2 separate regions of the Homo sapiens genome follow, and region 1 is linked to region 2. The links are chromatin loops, found by intact Hi-C in ENCODE. Cell type or tissue: right lobe of liver. All regions are shown on one strand. Links, peaks and the distances in the headings refer to the core of each region. The heading gives the core; the rest is flanking DNA. Region 1 overlaps TFR2 (transferrin receptor 2). Region 2 overlaps GIGYF1 (GRB10 interacting GYF protein 1).

Region 1 (11,121 bases), core at 1,181-9,180, 51 kb before region 2:
GCAGCACGCTGAGGTAGCCCTGTGGGTGGGTGACCAGTGTGGAGTGGGAACCCCCCACCCCCACCTCTCCCCAATGCCTAACGACCTGCCCGGGACCCCGTATCACCTCTAGCCACTCCGTGGAGCCCACGCTTCCAAAGTCACCACCGTCCCAGCTGATGAAGAGGAGACTTCTGCGGGGCCGGAAGCCTGGGGACAGAGGGGAAGGAGGACAGGCTTAGCAGGGGCCAAGCAAAGACCCTCCCCTTGTCTTCTTCTGTCCTGGTCCCCCAGGGTCTCTGTTTCTCTGTCTCTCTCTCTGAGACAGGATCTCACTCTCTCGCCCAGGCTGGAGTGCAGTGGTGCAATCATGGCTCAATGTAGCCTTGACCTCTCAGGTTCAAGTCATCCTCTTGCCTCAGCCTCCCAAGTAGCTGGGATTACAGGCATGCACCACTAAGTCCAGCCAATTTTTAAAAAACTTTTGTAGAGATGCAGTCTCCCTATGTTGCCCAGGCTGGTTTTGAATTCCTGGTCTCCAGCGATTCTCCTGTGTTGGCCTCCCAAAGTGCTGGGATTACAGGCATGAGCCATCACGTCCAGCCCAACATGCTTAATCTTGACACAGACCCATGGACTATGATTATCATTCATGTCACTTTTTTTCTTTTCTTTTCTTTCTTTTTTTTAGAAGGAGGCTCATTCTGTTGCCCAGGCTGGAGTGCAGTGGTGCGATCTCGGCTTACTGCAAACTCCGCCTCCCAGGTTCAAGCGATTCTCCTGCCTCAGCCTCCCTAGTAGCTGGGATTACAGGCGCCCTCCACCACGCCTGGCTAATTTTTGTATTTTTAGTAGAGGGTTTCACCATGTTGGCTAGGCTGGTCTCAAACTCCTGACCTCAGGTGATCCATCTGCCTCGGCCTCCCAAAGTGCTGGGACTACAGGCGTGAGCTACCGCACCCGGCCTCACTTTCATTTTTAGGTGACGAAATAGAGGTGAAGTGACTGGCCCAGGGCCACTCAGGTACAATGTGGATGCCGAGGTCCAAGTGACCACTGGCCAGTCTGTGTCCCTCACTGCCTCTCTGCCCTATCCTCCTCGGGCCACAGGCCCACCGCTGCCTAGCCCAGGCCCAGGCCCTGGCCCTGACCTTACCGTTGCTCACCATGGAGGAAAAGGTCCGCACCAGCTCCAGGAGTATAGCCGTCCCCACAGCGGATTTAGCTGCTCCTGGGCCCCATGCATCCCTCTGGGCCCCGATGACAACGTAGTGATCTGGGGAGGGGATGTTTGGGACCCACTTCTGACACTGCACCCTGCACCCTGGGGGCATCCTCCATCTGCCTGTGTCTCTCAGCCCATCACAATTCCGGCAACCCTAGCCCTGCAGTCCCTCCAGTCCCTAAAGAGGGCGCCCCTCCCCACTTGGCCCTTCCTGGATGGTGTGCTCCTTCAGCTGGGTGCCTGAGGTCATTCTGGACTTACAAGGTTTCTGTCACCCAGGCTGGAGTGTGCAGTGGTGTGATCATAGCTCACTGCAGCTTCAAACTCCCTGGCTCAAGCCATCCTCCTGCCTGAGCCTCCCAAGTAGCTGGGACCACAGATGTGTGCCACCATGCTCGGCTAATTTCTTTTACTTACTTACTTATTTATTTATTTAATTTATTTTTTGGAGTCTCGCTCTGTTGCCCAGGCTGGAGTGCAGTGGCACGATCTTGGCTCACGGCAAGCTCCACCTCCCGGGTTCACGCCATTCTCCTGCCTCAGCCTCCTGAGTAGCTGGGAGTACAGGCGCCTGCCACCATGCCCAGCTAATTTTTTTGTATTTTTAGTAGACAGGGTTTCACCATGTTAGCCAGGATGGTCTCGATCTCCTGACCTCATGATCCGCCCACCTCGGCCTTCCAAAGTGCTGGGATTACAGGCGTGAGCCACCGCACCCAGCCAATTTCTCTTATTTTTAAATTTTTTGTGAAGTCTTGGCTTTGTTGCCCCATCTGTCAATTACTTATTTTAATTCTCCACTGCCATCCACATCTAGCTATGCTTGAAAGGGCCATCTATGCTTCTATCTAATCTGATCTGATCTTTCTTTCATGCTTGAGTCTTCCTTCCTTCCTTCCTTCCTTCCTTCCTTTCTCTCTCTCTCTTTCTTTCTTTTTTTCTTTCTCTTTCTCTCTTTCTTTCTTTCTCTTTTTTTTCTTTTTCTTGAGACAAAGTCTTGCTCTGTTGCCCAGGCTGGAGTGCAATGGCACAATCTCGGCTCACAGCAGCCTCCACCTCCTGGGTTCAAGTGATTCTCCTGTCCGAGCCTCCGGAATAGCTGGAATTACAGATGCATGCCACCGGGCCCAGCTAATGTTTGTATTTTTAGTAGAGACGGGGTTTCACCATGTTAGCCAAGCTGGTCTCAAACTCCTGACCTCAAGTGATCCACCTGCCTGGGCCTCCCAAAGTGCTGGGATTACAGGCGTGAGCCACCACACCCGGCCCATGCTTGAGTTTCTATTACAACATCATCCAACTTAGGCTTACTCACTTCCAGTGCTGGGGAGCTCACTACTGGGCAACAACCCCCATTCCATCACTAGACAGGCTGGAAGGTGAGGTCTGTTCACTGCTGCCACCATCAGACCCAGTTCAGCCTCAACTTGCCAGCTTCCCTCCTCTGGGCACCACTCCTGTCCCCTCTTGGGGCCTCCTGCACCAGCCCCCTATCTTGCCAGGGTGTATGGGCAGAAATTCCCCCAGCCCACCACCAGCTGTGAGTGATACTGGACACACAGCATACCTGGCTCTGAGCGGCCTTCGATGCAGCCGAAGATGTTGTTGATGGGGGTGGAGGTCCTGTGATTGTTGACCACTAGCCGCAGTCGTGGCCCGGGGCCCAGGTGATAAGGGGAGCCTAGGAGGCTCCCCTGCCATTCTTGGGGGGCCACAGGGCCTTTGAGCTTCCTGGAGAGGAGGAAGGCAGAAAGGGGGAAGTTGTAGAGAGACCCAGAAGAGTCCAAATCACTCTTTTCCTTATTTCTTTCCCTCCCACCCTTTCTGGCTCCAGATCGCTGCCTCTGGACGCTGCCTGGGTAGGGCAGTGCAGTCAGGGCTGCCTTGGATGGTTCTCAGCTGAGGTAGGTGTGCAATCCAGTGGGAACTTTAGTTGCCAGACAGTAGACCCTGGAGAAAGGCTGTGTCCATCCAGAAGAGTCACTTTTTTTTTTTTTTTTTTTTTTTTTAAAGAGTCAGGGTCCCGGCCAGGCATGGTGGCTCACACCTGTAATCCCAGCATTTTGGGAGGCCGAGATGGGCGGATCACTAGGTCAGGAGTTCGAGACCAGTCTGGCCAACATGGTGAAACCCTCTACTAAAAATACAAAAATTAGCCGGGCGTGGTGGGGGGGCACCTGTAATCCTAGATACTCTGGAGTCTGAGGCAGAAGAATCACTTGAACCCGGGAGGTGGAGGTTGCAGTGAGCCAAGATTGCACCACTGCACTCCAGCCTGGAAGACAGAGCAAGACTCCATCTCAAAAAAAAAAAAAGGTCAGGGTCTCTCTGTCTCCCAGGCTGGAGTGCAGTGGTGTAGTCATGGCTCACTGCAGGCTTAAACAAGAGTCACCTTTTTCTAGTTCACCCACAATCACCCTGTGGCCTCGCTGCAGCCTTCCTCTCTCTGCTTCCTCCTCTTCTGGTCCCCAACACTCCCCTCACCTCAGCAGGCGGGAGGCAATGTCTGCACTGATGGGCTGGGCTGGGATGCTGGGAAGGCCTGATGATGCAACTGGAGGGAACTGGGTTTGATTGAAGGAAGGGAAGCCAGGTGTGTAGGGGTCTCCAGTTCCCAGGTGCACCTGCAGGGAAAGGGGTGCCCACGCAAAGCTGCGAGCTGGGCTTCCAGGAAAAACGAAAAACATGCCAGCCCTATTCTGAGCAAGAAGGTGTGGCCTCGGGACCTGGGAACAGCACGACCAGCCTCCCCAGACTCACATGTCCATACACTGCCTGCTGGCTGGACAGGCTTGGCTTGGGTGGGTCCTGGGAGAAGTCCGCTGGCTCTGGGTATATGAGCACTCCTTGAGCCCCGAAGTCCTGAGCATTGGTCACCTGGGGAGGAAGGTGACTAGAGGACTCCTCCCAGAAAAAAACCCGATTCATAAGGGCAGGAGAAACCAGGAAATGGCAAGGCCTTTGCTTGCAACTGTCCATCCCACGGAGAGGATGTGGGGGCACTACCTGGCCTGTGTCTTCCCAACCTCAGCAGCTCCTAGGCAGCCCTCAAACCCCACCGGGCTCCAGGGTACCCCATGTTTCTGTTCCCTTCCCCATCTGATTTCCCCCAACACCCAATTTGTTCCCAGCCAACATTTTCTTTTTTCCTTCTGATTCAATTCCCAGACCAGCCAACATTTTCCTTCCTTCCTTCCTCCCTCCCTCCCTCCCTTCTCTGTTTCTCTCTCTTTTTTTTTTTTTTCTTTTTGAGACAGAGTCTCTCTTGCCCAGGCTGGAGTGCAGTGGCGCGATCATAGCTCACTGCAGCCTGGCACTCCTGGGCTCAAGCGATCCTCCCACCGGAGCCTCCGGAGTAGCTGGGACCACATGCATGTGCCACCAGCCCAGCTAACTAAAAAAAAAAAAAAAAGAACCTTTTTTTTTTTTTTTTTTTTTAGTAGAGAGGGGGTTCTCACCGTGTTGCCTTGAATTCCTGGCCTCAAGCGATCCTCCTGTCTTGGCCTCCTAAAGTGCTGGGATTGCAGGTGAGAACCATCGTGCCCAGCTTATATTTTCTTACCATCCAGCCACATGGTTCTTTCCTGTCTCCCTCTCACAGCACCCTGAACGATTCTCACTGGCAGTCCGACCCTCCGGTTCCCGGGCTCAAGCCCTCCCTCTGTCCAGGGACACTTACCTTCTGGGCGAAGCTGATCACCCCCACGCGCACCAGCAGCAGGCGGCCCACTGGATCCACGCCCCTGGCCCGCAGGTCCTGCAGGTCTTCGGGCCGCCCGTAGTGGGCGTACACCAGCTCTCCCTGGGGACACGAGGACGGTGAGGCGCGCTCCCCGCGTCCCTCCTTCGAGACCCAGGAAAGGGCTCGTGCCGCGCCCCATCCTAGGAGCGGGCAGGGGGTGCTCACCGTGACGTTGCCGATGGCGCTGTAGGGGCAGTAGACGTCAGGGTCCTCCAGCGGCAGCTGCTCTCCGACCTTCCCGGCCTCATCGACCCAGTGCAGGGTGTTGGGGTGAGCCCTGGGGAGCGGGGCTGGTGAGCGCCCCGAGCCGCGTCCCCCTCCCCGCGCGCCCCCCGCCCGCGCGCGCACTCACGGATCCGGGAATTGCAGCCCCACGTAGTGCGTGTCGGTCCACACGTGGTCCAGCTTCTGGCGGGAGAGCGCCGCGCGAATGTCCTGAGTCAGAGCGGCCATCCCGGCCGAGCCTGCCACCCGTTCCCGAAGGCTGGTTTGCCTAAGCGGGGAGAGGTGGGGACTTTTCTGGGCGCCCGGAGGAGAGGGAGGGAAGAGGGAAGGATGCCAGAGACGTGGGGTCGCCAGGGGCAGGGGCGGCGAGGGGTTCCTGAGTTTAGGAAAAGAGCGCTCCCCGCGGACGCTTTTTTTTTTTTTTTTTTTTTTTTTTTTGAGACGGAGTGTCGCTCTGTCGCCCAGGCTGGAGTGCAGTGGACCAATCTCGGCTCTCTGCAACTTCCGCCTTCCTGGTTCAAGCCATTTTCCTGCCTCGGCCTCCCTCGTATCAGGGATTACAGGCACGTGCCATCACGCCCGGCTAATTTTTGTATTTTTAGTAGAGACGGGTTTCACCATGTTGACCAGGTTGGTCTCAAACTCCTGATCTCAGGTGATCTGCCCGCCTCGGCCTCCCAAAGTGCTGGCATTACAGGCGCGAGCCGCAGTGCAGGGCCCTCCGCGGACCCATTTTCTCCCATCACCACCAGGGCGGCGCCGGAGACTCTCAGGACCTCACTCTGCTTAAAACCTGACTTCCCATAGCTGGGGGTCCTGCCCATCATCCTGTAGGTTCTTCCCGGCTCAAGCCAAACTCTCTCCCCCAACCTCGTTCCTCCCGACGTCAACACACACACACACACACACACACACACACACACACACACACAGCACCCAAACACTTTCCTTCGAAAGAGCTAACTGGGCAGGCAGCAGACCCTCCTCATCTCCCCCATCCTCCACGTGGGCCTCATGGAGACACTTTACACCAAGGTACTCAGGGGAATCACCGGTTCCTGGGCTCAAGCCATCCTCCCGCCTCAGCCTCCTGAGCAGCTGGGACTACAGGTGTACGCCACCAACCGCTGATTTTTAAAAATTTTTTGTAGACGAGAAGTCTTGCTGTGTTTCCCAAGCTGGTCTTGAACTCCTGGCCTCAAGCGATCCTCCCAAAGTGCTGGGACTACAGGCATGAACCATGACGACCCGCCCCATATGTGTATTTAAAGCTACACATCAAAAGCGTGAGATAAGGTGCTTATGGGGAGGGGAGTGGGGAGGATCACTCAGGGATGAGGCAGGAAAATTCAATTCAAAACAGTTAAAGTAGCCAGTAAGGCCCTTTAGGGCCTGAGCTACATCCACCTCACCGGCCACATGGACCATCTTTCCCTTCCTCCAAGAGGCCACCATCTTCACATTTCAGACCCTTCGCAAATGGTGAATCTCAGCCTGAATGTTTTTCCACAGTCTCTTTGCCTGGCAAATTACTCATCTTGGCAGTTTAGACTCGTCAGTTCCTCAACGAAGCCTTCCCTGAACTGCAATCTAAATCAGGATCCTGGTTATAGTCTTTCTTTACACACTTTTCTTTTCTTTTTTCTTTCTTTCTTTCTTTTTTTTTTTGAGACGGAGTCTCGCTCTGTCGCCCAGGCTGGTGTGTAGTCGTGCAATCTCAGCTCACTGCAACCTCTGCCTCCTGGGTACAAGTGATTCTCCTGCCTCAGCCTCCTGAGTAGCTAGGACCACAGGCGCCTACCACCACACTCAGCTAGTTTTGTATTTTTTTAGTAGAGACAGGGTTTCGGCATGTCGGCTAGGCTGGTCTCAAACTCCTGGCCTCAGGCAATCAGCCCACCTTCACCTCCCAAAATGCTGGGATTACAGGTATGAGCCATGGCGCCCGGCCCCTTTTCTTTTCTTTTTTTGGAGATAGGGTCTCACTCTGTCACCCAGCCTGGAGTGCAGTGGCATGACCATAGCTCACTGCAACCTTCAGCTCCTAAGCTCAAGCCATCCTCCTGCCTCAGCCTCCTGAATAGCCGGGACTCTAGGCATGCACCACCATACTGGGCTAATTTTTTATTTTTCTTTTTTAAAAAATTATTATTATTATTATTATTATTATTTTTGACATGGAGTTTCACTCTTGTTGCCCAAGCTGGAATGCAATGGCGCAATCTTGGCTCACTGCAACCTCCACCTCCCAGGTTCAAACAATTCTCCTGCCTCAGCCTCCCAAGTAGCTGGGATTATAGGTGCCCGCCAACATGCCCAGCTAATTTTTTTTGTATTTTTAGTAGAGCCTAAAAAGGGTGAAACAGTGTTTCACCATGTTGGCCAGGCTGGTCTCGAACTCCTGTCCTCAGGAGATCCACCTGCCTTGGCCTCCCAAAGTGCTGGGATTACAGGTGTGAGCCACCGTGCCTGGTCAAATTATTATTATTTTTTTAAGAGACAGGATCTCTCTATGTTGCCCAGGCTGGTCTCAAACTGGGCTCAAGAGATCCTCCCACCTCAGCCTCCCAAAGTGCTGGGCTCACAGGTGTGAGCCACCACACTGAGCCTCACATCCTTTGCTTTTCTTTCAAAGCAATGATTCCAGTCATAATTATGTAGTCGTGAATGATTGTTAGTTTAGTATTGGTTTTCTCCAGTGGATTGTAAGCACCATGAGAACAAAGTTAGACTGTTTTAGTCTCTATCTCACCACCACCTGCTTAGCTTAGTACCTGCCACGTAGTAGATGCCCCAAAATACTTGTTGGATAAATGAATTAATTACTTCATCATTGTCACCTCCAGTCCAGGCACTCCACTTCCCTGGTCACACCCTGCATCTTTTTTTTTTTTTTTTTTTTTTTGAGATGGAGTCTTGCTCTGTTTCACAGGCTGGAGTGCATTGGTGCGATCTCAGCTCACTGCAACCTCTGCCTCCCAGTTTCAAGTGATTCTCCTGCCTCAGCCTCCCGAGTAGCTGGGATTACAGGCATGCACCATCACACCCAGTTAATTTTTGTATTTTTAGTAGAGACAGGATTTCACCATGTTGGCCAGGCTGGTCTCAAACTCCTGACCTCAGATGATCCACCTGCCTTGACCTCCCAAAGTGCTGGGATTACAGGCGTGAGCCACTGTGCCTGGCCCGTATCCTGCATCTTGTCATTACCCGCACTCCATCTCTGGAATACTTATCCATTGAGGATCTACTGAACATCTAGTAAGTGCCAGGCATTGTGGTAGGTGCTGGAGACTCTGAGATAGACAGGATATATTGTATCAGGAAGTTTTCAAGGATCCAGAATCCTACTCTCTGAGTAGACCCTGTCAGGTTCCAACTCCCCCAGTTATCCTCGCTGTACCTGCTCTTCAACCCCATTGAACATGACAAATGTCCTATAGCTCCACATGTATCATCTCCCCCCACTTTCTCTTCCCTCTCCATCCCACCGAGAGCCATGTTTCACTCTTGTTGCCCAGGCTGGAATGCAATGGCGCGATCTCGGCTCACTGCAACATCCTTGCTCTCTCCCCAAAACTGCTACTTTTGCCTCAGTGCCACACCCCGCTTCTAGACCTGTCAAACTATCTACCTGCTCAGCCTGTACCCAGATGACCAAATACTGCTCAAAAAAATAAAAGTAGCCCTGAACAGGCTGGGCACCATGGCTTACGCCTGTAATCCAAGAAATTTGGGAGGCCAAGGTAGGAGGATTGCTTGAGCCCAGGAGTTCGAAACCAGCCTGGCCAACATGATGAAACCCTGTCCCTAAAAAAAATACATAAATTGCCGGGCGCAGTGGCTCACACCTGTAATCCCAGCACTTTGGGAGGCCGAGGTGGGTGGATCTCCTGAGGTCAGGAGTTCGAGACCAGACTGACCAACATGGAGAAACCCCATCTCCACTAAAAATACAAAATTAGCTGGGTGTCGTGGCGCATGACTGTAATCCCAGCTACTCGGGGAGCTGAGGCAGGAGAATCGCTTGAACCCGGGAGGCGGAGTTTGCAGTGAGCCAAGATCGTGCCATTGCTCTCCAGCCTGGGCAACAAGAGTGAAACTCTGTCTCACAAAAAAAAAGAAAAAAACAAAAAACAAACAAAAAAATCATAAATTAGCTGGGCATGGTGGCTCACGCCTGTAGTCCCAGCTACTTGGGAAGCTGAGGCACAAAAATCACCTGAAGCCGGGAGGCGGAGGTTACAGTGAGCTAAGATCATGCCACTGTACTCCAGCTTGGGCAACAGAGTGAGAATTGGTTGCAAATATATAAAAATAAATAAATCCTGTCCCTAAATAATAATAATAATTTTGAAAAAAGAAAAATGAAAAATTAGCTGGGCGTGGTGGCCCCTCCCTGTAGACCCAGCTACTCAGGAGGCTGAGATGGGAGAATCACCTGAGCTTGGGAAATCGAGGCTGCAGTGAGCCCAGATTGCACCACTGCATTCTAGCCTAGGTGACAGAGCAAGGCCCTGTCTCAAAAAAAAATTAATGTAATTTAATTTTTTTTTTTTTGAGATGGAGTTTCACTCTTGTTGCCCAGGCTGGAGTGCAATGGCACGACGTTGACTCACCGCAACCTCCGCCTCCTGGGTTTAAGCGATTCTCCTGCTTCAGCCTCCCGAGTAGCTGGGATTACAGGCATGCGCCACTACGCCCGGCTAATTTTGTATTTGTTTTGTTTTTTTGAGACAGAGTCTTGCTCTGTCGCCCAGGCTGGAGTGCAGTGGCGCGATCTCGGTTCACTGCAAGCTCCGCCTCCCGGGTTCATGCCATTCTCCTGCCTCAGCCTCCCAAGTAGCTGGGACTATAGGTGCCCGCCACCACGCCCAGCTAATTTTTTGTGTTTTTAGTAGAAACGGGGTTTCACCATGTTAGCCAGGATAGTCTCGATCTCCTGACCTCATGATCTGCCCACCTCGGCCTCCCAAAGTGCTGGGATTACAGGTGTGAGCCACCATGCCTGACCTGTAATTTAATTTAAAAGCCCTGAGCAGGCTGGGTGCGGTACCTCATTCCTATAATCCCAGCATTTTGGGAGGCTGAGGTGGGAGGATTGTTTGAGGCCAGTAGTTTGAGACCATCCTGGGCAACATAGGGAGACCTCGTTTCTACTAAAAAAAATTAAAAATTAGGCTGGGCATGGTGGCTCATGCCTGTAATCCCTGCACTTTGGGAGGCCGTGGTGGGTGGATCATCTGAGGTCAGGAGTTTGAGACCAGTCTGCCCAACATGGTGAAACCCCGTCTCTACTAAAAATACAAAAAATTGGTTGGGTGTGGTGGCAGGCACCTGTGATCCCAGCTACTCGGGAGGCTAAGGCAGGAGAATTGCTTGAACCTGGGAGGTGGAGGTTGCCATGAGCCGAGATCGCACCACTGCACTCCAGCCTGGGCAACAGTGAAACTCTGTCTCAAAAAAAGTAAAAAAAAAAAAAATAGCCGGGCATAGTGGCACACATCTGTAGTCCTAGCTACTTGAAAGGCTAAGGTGGGAGGATCACTTGGGTCCAGGAGTTGGAGGCTGCAGTGAGCTATCATCTCGGCACTGTCTGGGTGACAGTGAGGCCCTATCTCAAAAAAATAAAGCCCTGAACATTGTTGATTCCACAGACTCAAGGTCTTTCAGCAGGTGAATCCAGCAACATATCAAAAGAGTAATCATACACCTTGATCAAGGTTAGCGTTGAGCTCAGGAAGATAAGGAAATCTATTAACACAAATTACTATATAAACATTAAAGAAGAGGCTGGGTGCTGTGGCTCATGCCTGTAATCCCAGCACTTTGGGAAGCCGAAGCGCTTTGGCAGATCGCTTGAGCTTACGAGTTGGAGACCAACCTGGGCAACATGGCAAAACCCTGTCTCTACTAAAAAATACAAAAATTAATCAAGCGTGATGGCACA
Region 2 (11,121 bases), core at 817-8,816:
CCCTCAGAGCAAAGCTGAAGCCCCAGCCCAGAGCCTTCCGTCCAGAGGTTCTCGGATAAGCAGCCCTCACCATGGTTTCCCCCGTCAGGCTGCTGACCAGAGCCAGCCTGACCAGGCGGGCACTGCTCAGAGCTCCTAGTTCCCAGCTCTGTGCAGAGCCACTCATCCCCATGGCTCTCCCCAGATAACGAGCAGTGGAGGCGGAACGGGAGAACACACACCAAGTTTTATTGGGAGAAGGGAGTATTTACAGGAGCAGGTAAAAGAGAGGGAAGTCACACAGGGTGGAGAGGGGGCGGGGAGACTGTGGGTACAAGGCAGACAGGGAACACGGTGACCCCTGCACCCACCCCAACCCCAGGAAGGGCAGGGGAGCAGCGAGGGCCCAGGAAGACCGGGGCCGGGGAAGGACAGCAACAGGGTCTGAGTCCCTGGGCAGGGGGGCTCAGGGGCTTGTAAACATTGACCACTCTCAGAAGGGGATGGGGGTGGGAGAGGGCTCCCCCTATACTTCCTCACAGGGTTAAGGCCTCTCCAGGCTCATGGGCCCCCTAAGTCCAAAGTCTCTTTAGCTGGGGAGAAGAGACAGGAAGAGTGTCCCCCTTCCCCTGCATTGGCTGCGGCAGGGGTGGGGGGGTTACATTCAGTCACAACAGGAGTCTCCCCCACACCTGGCAAGAGGGAAGGGGAGCTGGGGGCCAGCAGCAGCAAACACTCCCCCCGGCCCGTCACCCCTTATTGCTTTAGAGAGAATATTGTCTTTTCAGGGACGCTAACACTGTGGGAACCAGGGAGAGGCAGGTGGGGGCCCCCCACCCCGAGGCCAGCTTGATCCCCCAACACTGACCTAGTTGCCACTTTGGTGCAAAAAAAAAAAAAAAAAAAAAAAAATCCAACAACAGAAAACCAAACACCATCTTTCTGGGACTAGATGGGGAAAGAAACGGGCCACTCCCCATGTCCCCAGGGCAGGAGGGAGAAATACATTCATGGAGGGAGGCAGTGGCGAAGCCTTGCCCTAATACTGCACTCTGAGCAATGAGGTCAATGGGAGGAGCTGGATGAGAAACCCAAAAGACAAAACTGTTACAAAACCCAAAATGGGCGGAGACGAACCCAAGTAGGGGACCGGGAATAAGAAGTGGGTGAGCAATAGAAGGGGCAGCCTCCTCTGACCCAGGAGCCGCACACTTCTCTTCACCCCAACCTTACCCAACGGTAAAAAGCGCATCATATCAGACCCGGAAGGCCACCTGCTCCTCTCCCATTTGGTCAGCGGAAGGGTCAGGTGCAGAGCTGGGTGGTCCACATCTTACGAGCTGGCTACAGGTTGGGGCCCCGGGCGGCAGCCCCTCTACTGCAACCCTAAGCCCAAAGCCACCCACTCCTTGCCTTTGAGGCCCCTCCTCCTGCCCCCTTCACTGGAGAAACAGCTCAGCCTTCTCTCTGCAGCCTCTGGAGCAATCATCCACCCCCGCCGCTCACAGGGGTGAGGCAGCTCAGGCAGGGGTGAGGCGGGGGCTTGTGGCCCAAAGAATACATTCACGTGGCAAGGCAGAGAGCTGGGGCTTTCAGGTTCAAACCCAGGGTGTCCCCCAAAATGGCAGCAGTGGGAGACGCCCCTCACCAGAACCAGAGTCCTGCTGCCCCACCCTGCCAGCCAGAGAGGTTGGCACGGCTTGGCCCCTCCCGTCTACTCGGCCAGCACAAGATGGCAGCCAGAGAGCTGGGGCCACTCGTCCAATTTGTGCAACTGTCCCCCAAAGCAGCGAAGCCAAGGGGCTACTTTGGCCCCACCCCGGACACCTCAGCCAGCCTCAGTGACAGGAGCTGCTCACAACAGGTCTGGCGGGTGGGGCTCAGACAGGCCTCCTGTGCAAACTGCTGGCCCCCAGCTTCCAGTTACCCCATGGCCCGCCTTCTGGGGGGTAAGTATGGCCTTGGGGGCCAGGCAGGACAGGTCCACGGGGCCTGTGTCCCCACTGCCCCAAAATAACAGTGTGTTTTTTCTTTCAGCCTCCTAACCATTTTTTTTTTCATTTTTCATCTTTTTTTCTTAAAAAAAAAAAAAAAACCAAAAAACAAAAACCTCTGTGGACCTTCCATTGTCACACCCACTATCCTCACAGCAGGAAGGGGTGTTTAGAGTCTAGTTTTTAACAATATTTTTGCCTCTCCTAATGTTTTCTTCAGTCGTTTAAAATTAAAAAAAAAAATAAAAAGAAAAACCCCCTCCCCCAGTCTGTAAAGTGCCTCGTGGTGGGTGAGTTAAGGTGCATCGTGTGTTTGTAACAAGTGCTGGGGACCCCGCCCCTGCCTCTTCCTGTGCTCTCTGCGGGGAGCCTGCAGGCTGGGACCCTCGGTCCACGCCGCTGTGGCTGCCCTGGCCTACAGCCCAGGGGCTGGGGGTCCGGGCTGGTCAGTAGTCATCCACGCTCTCGATCTCACCAGAAGATCCGTGCAGGGAGTACCCTGAAGCCGGGGAGAAGCTGCGTCTGAGCTCTCTCCTGGGCTCCTCCTGCCCTGTGCCAAGGAAGTCCCGCTCCTGCCCCAGCCCAGCTCACCCAGGATGCTGGGGTCTGAGTGCAGCATCAGTGCCCGCCTCTTGGCCTTGCTGCCCTCCCCGGGGCCGAGTTTGGTGCTGTGGTTGGCCTGGAAGGCCGTCTGCAGCGAGGCGCTGCTCAGCCATGCCTCCTAAGGCAGCGGAGAGGAGGGTGAAGGTCAGGAGGCACCAGGCAAGCCCACCCCAGCTGCTGGTGCCGGCTGCCTCACCTGCTGCTGCTGCCGCTGCTGGCTGGCTTTCTGCTTGGCCCTCCGCTCCAGGAATTGTTTGGCAAATTCTTTGGCTTCCAGCGTGTCCCCCAGGCAGGAACGGATATAATCGTGGACATCATAGGGGGATTCCACCTCCTTGAGGATCGCTACAGCCATGGGCACTGCAGGATGAGCGAAGGCTGTCAGGGCCCCCTGGCCGGGTCTGGAGACCCAGGTCCCGCCCACCTCCTGGGAGCCGCTCGCCCACCGTCCAGGCTGCCCGTGGCGCTCAGCGTGTGCAGCATCTGCTCGCACCACTGGGTGAAGCCGTCCTGGGGCCTGGGAATGCCCTGCAGCAGCTTCAGCAGCTTCTCTTCTTCCTCCGTCTTTTTGCGAATGGGCCGACCCGATAGGTGGCTGTATGAGTCACTGAAGGGGGAGGGTGAGTCAGGGTTGGAAATCAGCTGGCAGGGGTTGGGGGGGTCTGCCACCTTCCCCCTCAGGGCCATCCCGGAGCCTCCAGGTGCCACGCCCACCTGAGAGATGGGCTGCTCCGGCTGTTCTTCAGGCCGAGGCCACGGACCAGGCTCCCGCCGCTCTTGGGGGTGTCCTCCCAGAGCCCCAGGCCGCTGCTGCCGCCCCCACTCTTGTCTGGCCCGCCCCACAGTGGCCCAGCCTCAGACACCCACTGGTTCAGGGGGGCAGTGCCCAGGCCCCCAAGCTGCTACAGATGGCAGAAGATCAGAGTGGCTCAAACAAAGGCACCCCAGAAAAGCGGATGGGGAGGCTTGTTTAGGTGGCAAAGGGAGACAGGTGAGGTGAGGGCCACAAGAGCTGTTGCCATCACAGGAGAGGCTGGGACTGGGGCTGGGGCTGCACAAGTCTGGGTTCAGTATCCCCCTCCCTGTGCCACCCTGGAAACTGTAGGGGGAGCCCGGGAGGTTCCCGGCCTGCTCACCACTCGGTGGTTGGGGGCCTGGGCCCGAGCTGGCTCCCGAGGTGGGGGCTGTTTGTGCAGCTGCCGCTCGCCCTCCAGCTGCAACTCCAGGAGCGTCTTCATGGACAGCCCCTGCTTGGCCAGGCCAGCCCAGAGTGGGGGCGGGGAGCTGGGTGCGGGGGGCACAGGGACCGCCTGCTGCTGCTGTAGCAACTTCAGCAATAGCTCCTGCTGCCGCACCTAAGAGGGGGACATGGTGAGGGGACCTGGCGAGGGTTGTCCACCCAGCCAGCTGAGGCTTGGGAGCACCCACGTGCTTGCGCCGAAACAGCTCTTCCTCCTCCTGCCGCCGCTTCTGCTCCTCCTGCTGCTGCTGGCGGCGCTTCTCCTCTCGACGCTTGCGTTCCTCTTCCTCCCGCTTCGCCCTGAGCTCCACTTCTCTGCGCTCCTGGAACTGAGACCAGTGGCCCATCAGAGGGGAGAGCTGCAGGGGACAGCCTGGGGCCTGCCTCGGTCCACCCTTCATTCCCAGGGCCTCAGCCCCAGGATGCCCACTCACTTTATGTTGCAGCTGGAGTTGTTCTAGAATTGGACCCTGAGTCGAAGAGTTAATTGGTATGTCCCAAAGACTGGCCTCACCACCTGCAGGGGGCAGGGGGGCAGAGGCGGCTGCAGGTGGGCACTTGGGCCCACTGATCTAGTCCAGCCGCAGCAGTGGGCTCCCCAGCCAGAATGGCAGCTAGGGGCGTGTGGGGGTGGGGAGCAGACCCCAGACCCCATTTCACCCGGAGACTGCCTTGGGGGTGGGGACCAGTCAGGCCACACACCTGACTGTGATGAGGCTGAGGTATGTACGTCCCAGAGGCGGCCCGAATCTGGCACCGACAAGGACCGGCTCATCGTCGGGAGCAGGTTCTGGTCCCCGCCTCTGAGGAGCAAATTGTGGATTCTTAGGACCCCAAATCCATCTCTGGTCTGCCCCCATCCCCCCCCCACCCTGTATCCTGAGGGCTCGCACGCACCACGCACCTGGGGGGTTTGAGCGCCTGGAGCTGCTGCAGGAATGCCGTGAGCTGCTGCTGCTGCTGCTGTGGCGGCGGCGGTGGTGGCGGTGTCAGGTCCCCCAGAGCTGCCTTTTCTCGGAGCGCGCACTGTGGGAGCTGGCGGCTGCAAATGGGACAGTGGAGATGGTGGGCCACAGAGCCAGCGCCGGGCCTTCTCCCAGCCCACCCCAGGCCCCCCATACCTGCTGACCAGCTGGAGAAACTGCTGGTGCTGCAGCTGCTGGTACAAGGCCGCCGCGGCCAGCTCCTGTTGCTTCTTCAGCCGCTCCTGGTCCATGTTTCCCTGCTCAGGTGAGAGCTCGGCCAGTGCCCCCAGCAGGGAGGAGGGGACTCTGCTGGACTCCTGCCGGCACCCCTCACACCCTGTCCCTCCATGCAGGGGAGAAGCGGCTCACCAGCAGTGGGGGAGGTGAGGGCCCTGGGGCAAAGGGCACGCGGCCCCACATCTTGATCACCTCGCCCAGCGGCTGGAAGCCCTCATCGCAGCCCCGCTTCACCAGCAGTGACATGGAAAAGTAGCCGGCCTGGAACCACTCTGCCATCTCCTGTGTCGTGAAGGGGCCTGGACAGGGAGCGAGGGAGCGGGAGAACCACTGGGGTCACAGGGTATGCCAGAGACACCCTGAACCAGAACGGCCTTGAGCAGCCCTCCCATCCCACACAGGTACCTTGGATCTCGCCCTGTGGGTCCTTGTAGAACCACTTCCGGGCAGCCCCATGGCTGAGCGGGAGGGCAGTGGCGGCTGCAGAGTGGCGCAGGCCCTGGGTCTGCATGGCAGCCGTGAACTGCTCCTCCTCCAAGGAGCTGTCCTGCAGGGAGGCCACCAGCTTCTCCGCCTCCTGGATGCCCAGAAAAAGAAGAAAGGCTCAGCTGCCAATCTCAGCAACATCAGGATGGGGATGGGGATGGAGCTTGAGCTGGGGCCGGGGCTGGGGCCAAGCAGGTCAGGTCAGAAGTGGGAAGGGTCCCTCCCGCTTTCTCAGGCCCCCACACCTGCTGCAGGTGCTTCAAGCCTTCATCATCCTCCAGATCTCCGGGTGGGCCAGCAGAGGAGCCCACCCCGGGACTCAGCTGGATCCCCCGAATATCATCTGGAAGGCATGAGATAGGAGGTGGAAAGAAGGGCGGGGAGGAGACAAGATAGCTTTCGCCTACTCTCACTCCAGAACACCACGCTCTTGCCATGGCTCCTCAATGTGAATGCCCTGTGTGCCCACCCCCACGAGTGGGGAGCACTTTCTCCCACAGCCCCAGCGCACCCGGGAGGTAGGCCATCCTCCCTTCCTACCTTCGGCCGCTGGGGGCTCTTTCTCTGCAGTTTCGTCCCCATCCCCGTTTGTCCCCCAGAGTGGGCCCAGGGTGGGCAGTGGGGATGGGGAGCTGGACTTCTCCTCCTGAGGAGGCAGTGGGGTCAGCTCTTTCCCACCTAGAAGAGGGAGATGGCCAGAGTTCAGAACCAAGGGCTGGGCCTGCCACGCGAGTTAGCACAAGCCCTTGAGTGTGGCTGGAACCGCGGGTCACACTCCCTTAGGCCGAGTCCACCACTTCACTTGGGTCAACTCAACTAATGGCAGAGGGAATGCGGTGCCCTGACCCTCGCCTCCACGCTGCCAGACGCGGCAGGAACATATCACAACATCGCACAACACCACACAACACCGCAGACGTCACTCCAGGTTCTACAGCTTCTTCAAGGGACTTTCAAAGGTCATTTTGATTACGCCTGATTTCTATCTGGTACACTGCCTTGAAGACATGGCTCTGCTACCCCCTGGTTCCTCCCCACCTCTCAGCACTCTTCTTCCAGATCTAAGTAGCCTGATTCTACAGGTAGGTGGGCAGCCAATGCCCAGCCCGGCAAAGAACACCAGTGCCTGCCCGGCCCAGCCCCAGGCCCGCTGGGCACCCCGCGGCTCACCTGCCTCAGGCCCTTCCTCCTCTAGCCCTTCGGAAGGTTCCTCCTCCTCCTCCAACCCTTGGAAGTCCAGCTCCTGCTCCTCAGGAATGGGCTCCTTGGGGCCCTTCTGCATGGGGCCGGGGTGGGGAGCAGAGAACAGCTGGGGTGGGTGGGGAGGAAGAGGACCCCGGAAGGGCAGGTTCCCACCCTCGCCTCCTCACAGATACCTTGAGAGGCAAGAAGGCCCCAGAGGCATCAAAGGTGCCCATTTCTTCATCCTCATCGTCCAGGCACCACTCTGGGAGCCCATCCTTGTCCTCCTCAAAGCCTTCAGGCGCTCGGCACCGCCGCAGGTGAGAGCTGCCTCCCCCTCCCCGCCCCTCCTCTTCACCACACCCTCCTCGATCCCCTCGCAAATCAAATTCAAACTTGCGCCGCCGTTCCCCATGTTCCCGCCAGCCAGCAGAGCGGGGACCACCATCTGCACAGGAAAAGTCAGGGAGAAGAAGAGTGGGTACCCAAGCGAAGCCAGCGGCCCCCTCTGCTGCAGCTCACGGAGCACCTCCAGGGCTGCTGTCCCGGCCACTCCCACACCAGCCAGCCTCTGCTCCCTCCCCGTGGCTACAGGAGCCCACCCTCTCATTACAGTTCCTGCTCCCCACTGCCCCCGCCAATGCTACCAGGCCCCAATCTCACCAGGGCTGGCGGAGCGCCAGCGGTCGCCGTCTCGCCGGGGCCCTGCTCCGAGCCTCCAGCTGCCCTCCTCCTCCTCCTCCTGTTCCTCCCGTAGGGAGCGCCAGTTCTCGCTGTCTGAGCGGGCGTGCTCCTTCCTTGGGCCAGCCCCTCCCTCCTCAAAGCCACATCGTGCTGGGAGACGGGAAGACAGGGGCAGTTATTAGAAAGGCAGCGTGGTGCCTGGACCCTCAAGAAACGTTGGGGGGGCCAGCTCCAGGCCCTCCTGCCCCCAACACCTCCGAAATAAGCACCCCCAGACTGGGCCACCCATCTTGGTCCTCCCTGCCGCCCCGGCCGCCGCCCTCAGCAGCCTCGTACCTCCATCCCGCCTTGCTGACTTCTCAAACCGCCTCTCGCCTCTGCAGCAGGGGAAACGTGTGGGTCAGAAACAGTACAGCCTCCCCTGCCACCCTGTGCAACCGCCCCATGCCTTGTCCACTGTGCCCTGAGGCAGTGGAGGGAGGAAGGGGACAAACGAAACCAGGGGTCAGGAGCACCGGGATCTCGGACAGGGCTTATCTGGTGGGCCTCTGTTACCCTCTAGCGACAGGGCCCAGGCCTCCCCTCCCTGGCCTGCCCGGCTCTGCGCCATGCCCCCTCCCCGCCCCACCTGTCATCCCAGCTCTGGCTGCGCTGGATTTCCCGGGGGCTTCGTCCAAAGGCCCCATCGCCTTCTTCGATGCTTCTTTGGTAAAAGCAGCTGTCACCACGGCCGCGGCCTAGAGAAGAGGCCAGACGCACAATGAAACCTGCTGCACGTTCTCGAAGTCAGGGGCCCAGATCTGCCCGTCCCCAGGACACGCCATCACCCCTCTACCTCGGCTCCGCGTGCTGCCCCTGCCTCGGGAGGTGCCAGCCAGGGGGGGGCCAGCCCCTTTCCCCATCAGCCTCAGCACAGCCACGCTGTTCACTGACAGGGAGAAGTTTCTCTGAGGAGGGAGCCAGGGGCGGGAGTGAGGACCCAGGCACCCAACCACCTCCACCCCCACCCCACAGCACCCTCCCCGCCTGTCTCCTCAGCGCTGGCCCCTCTCCTCCTAACCCAACCCATGGCCTCCCCTCCCAGGCTCCCGCAGCCTCAGCTCCTGGCCCGGTCCCACCTGTTCCTCCTCAGTCAGCGGCTCCAGAGCCAGGGGCTGCAGTGGCTCGTCCTGCAGCACCGCGGCGAACTCCTTGTCCTGCAGCTCTTCCGGGACCTGGCAGTGGGTTGGGACAGCCAAGACACCACATGCTGCCAGATCCCCTCCACAGGCAGAGGCCACCACCGCCAACCCCCCTCGCCCACGCACCCACCTTGTTCTCCTTGACGTAGAGAGCCAGCATTTCCTCTCGCCCATAACGGTAGTCAGCCAGCTTGTATTTGGGCATGGCAGGGGACGGGGGTGGGGAGGCCACGCTGCCGCCCCCGGACAGGGCCCTGAGCCTGGACACAACACAGAGAGAAGAAGACAGAGGTCAGGGCAGCCTGACTGTGCTTTCTCGAATCTCCACGGCAGCCGAGGCACAAGTGACTCACCACTCAGGCCCAAAGTTGAGTGTCTCTGCTGCCATCGTGGGGCTGGGCGTGTTTGAGAGGCCGGGGGTGGGGAGGAGGGGACCTGGCGTTCACTGTCCAAACACCTGTGGGGGAACAGGGGCCATGAAGAACAGCACACGAAGGAGAACTTTAAAGCGCAGGGAGGACACCATGGGGGACATCCTAGTGGGCACAACAATGGGCCCCGGACTAGCTGGTGGGTCACCTGGGGTCTAAAAGGACTCACCTGAGCCAGCCACGTGGCCACTCACACCATGAGTTACCCAGAGATGAGTCCAGACGGTGAAAGACCTGGGGGAGGCGAGGAGATGGGAAGCTCGAGTCCTTTCGGCCTCAGCAGGGCAACCACCCTTGGCCCGGGGCTCACCTGGCAGCCTGGCCCGGGAAGAAGGAGGGCAGGGGCTGGTGCTGGAGTGAACGAGGGTACCCAAGCCACTGGGAATTGGTCTGACCTCAGTAGAGCCTGGGAGGGACCTTCACATCTGGGAAAGACCCTTAAGGAGAGCAGGGGGGAGGAGGGAGGGTTCAGGACATGGCTCTGCCGGCAGCCCTGCCCTGCCCCGCATGACAGGAGAGGTCCATTCGCCGGATGGTGTCTCTGGGCATCAGCACCCTCGCCACCCTCTCTGGGAGGCTGAGACAGGAGGTGTAGTGAAGAACTCGGGGAGGGAGGCAGCCGAGGCCAGGATGGACGTTCAGGGCAAAGATAAAACAAAAACAAGCAAGCAAACAAAAACCCACTAGAGCCACAAATAGCTTACAGAGAAAAGGTCAGTTACGGAGAAAAGGATTAGAAATAAATCTAGGAGCAAAATTCTTTCCCTCATGAAAAAAATCAGTTGGCTGCTCAGAAGCTCAAATCCAGGGGCTTGGTCTGGGGAGAAACCCAGTGAAAAGGAGCAGGAGGTGACTCTAGGGCCACAGACGGGTACACGACAAGGACTCCAGGCAGGCAAGCCTGAGCCAAGGCACCTCGGGCTGGTTTCCCCCACAGGAATCACACCCAGACCACCGCCCCCAATCAATAATGGAGGCTTAAACAACCAAGCCACCAAGGGAACGAGGATCTCAGGATACCAGCTGGGAAGCAGCCTCTGGCACCATCAGGTGGAAATAAGGTCAGGGCAATGGAGGCTGATGGGGGCGCGGCGGCAGCCTGTTCCTCTAAGGGAGGATGGAGGGGACTTTCAGGAGGAGGCGCATCCCTGGGGCCCCAGGCAGAGGACTCAAGCGGGTGGGCGGGGTCCAGGTGCTGCGGTGTTGTCACTGGCTGGGAGGGAGGCTGGCCCGGCTTGGTGCTGCAGCTCCCATCAACTCCAGGACGCCACAGTCTGGGAAAGAAGAGGAAGCGGGTTCAACCAGGGTGCTGAGGAGGAAAGGCCATCAGCCCCAGCTGAGCCAGCAGCCCATGACAAGCCGAGGCCTGCTCAGAGTCCAGGCACTCCAGGGGGAAACACCGGGCTCAGAGGCAACCCAAGGCCAGGCTGGCCTCCCCTGGGACCTCTCCTTCCTCTGCCTCGGCTGGATGCTCCAGTGGTGGTGTGTTCCATGACATGAAAAGCCACCAGCCTGTCACTGACTGCAGGTGGCCACCTAGAGCAATCTGGGGACTGGATGAGCCTTGAGGACATCACGCTAAGAGAAACACACCAGCCAAAAAAGGAGAGCTACCCCTTACTTCTCTTTCATGAGGTCTCTAGAGCAGTCACTCATTGAGGGAGGAAGGTAGAAGGGCAGCCACCAGGGGCTGAGGGGACAGGGAGCTGTTGCTGAAGGGTCCAGAGCCTCAACTGAGGAGGGGATCCTGGGGCCGCTGGTGGTCATGGCCGCACACCAATGTGAGTGTACTTAGTAACACAGAATGGCACAATTAGAGACAGTTAAAGTCTCCAAATTTTGTTGTATATTTTACCACAATAATCATTTTTTTAAAAAAGCTTTAGGGAACAAAAGGTATCTGGAGATAACCACCGCATACCTAAGTTTTCCCCACTCCAAGAAAAACACCCCACATTCCTTCAAATCAGCCTCAGGAGAGGCCATTTTGGGCCTCCTCCAGTTCATTCCTTCTAGAAGGCCAGAAGCTCATCCTGGAGGCATGAGGGTGGGAGAGAGTAGAACAGAAAAGGGACCACCTGGCCAGCACAATGGCTTATGCCTATAATCCCAGCACTGTGGGAGGCTTGAAGAGAGGAG

What was found. Hi-C counts contacts between places; a loop is a spot of excess contacts. Peaks named below come from ENCODE experiments on the same cell type or tissue, not always from the same donor. Only the 100,000 strongest peaks of a DNase experiment are listed, where the experiment ranks them.
Region 1: it touches region 2 in a loop (1.8-fold over the local background); 34 of 110 quality-filtered maps call a loop at or near these places.

What each region holds. Positions count from the first base shown.
Region 1 is chr7:100,628,118-100,639,238 of GRCh38, forward strand. TFR2 (transferrin receptor 2) reads right to left here. Exons shown (of 18, transcript NM_003227.4): 4 at 5,299-5,439; 5 at 5,112-5,223; 6 at 4,884-5,006; 7 at 3,965-4,081; 8 at 3,689-3,828; 9 at 2,772-2,935; 10 at 1,136-1,255; 11 at 107-189; 12 at 1-19. LOC124901709 (a long non-coding RNA gene) reads left to right here. Exons shown (of 3, transcript XR_007060454.1): 2 at 3,039-3,108; 3 at 4,806-4,985. Among named protein-coding and RNA genes, the nearest start is that of TFR2, 7.9 kb to the right of the region's middle. RefSeq lists an enhancer at 4,736-4,855 and a silencer at 5,236-5,295. In right lobe of liver, for the core only: CTCF peaks have their summits at 1,381 and 5,897; a DNase peak (open chromatin) is centred at 5,908; H3K4me3 peaks cover 662 bases; H3K27ac peaks cover 495 bases.
Region 2 is chr7:100,679,300-100,690,420 of GRCh38, forward strand. GIGYF1 (GRB10 interacting GYF protein 1) reads right to left here. Exons shown (of 27, transcript NM_001375765.1): 2 at 9,293-10,256; 3 at 9,152-9,216; 4 at 8,905-9,008; 5 at 8,682-8,811; 6 at 8,489-8,584; 7 at 8,206-8,317; 8 at 7,999-8,107; 9 at 7,707-7,747; 10 at 7,350-7,520; 11 at 6,881-7,134; 12 at 6,675-6,780; 13 at 6,045-6,182; 14 at 5,750-5,847; 15 at 5,424-5,595; 12 more. The coding sequence starts at 8,939. The coding sequence ends at 2,420. Among named protein-coding and RNA genes, the nearest start is that of GIGYF1, 9.4 kb to the right of the region's middle. RefSeq lists an enhancer at 1-58. In right lobe of liver, for the core only: no CTCF peak of the experiment used is centred there; no DNase peak of the experiment used is centred there; H3K27ac peaks cover 858 bases.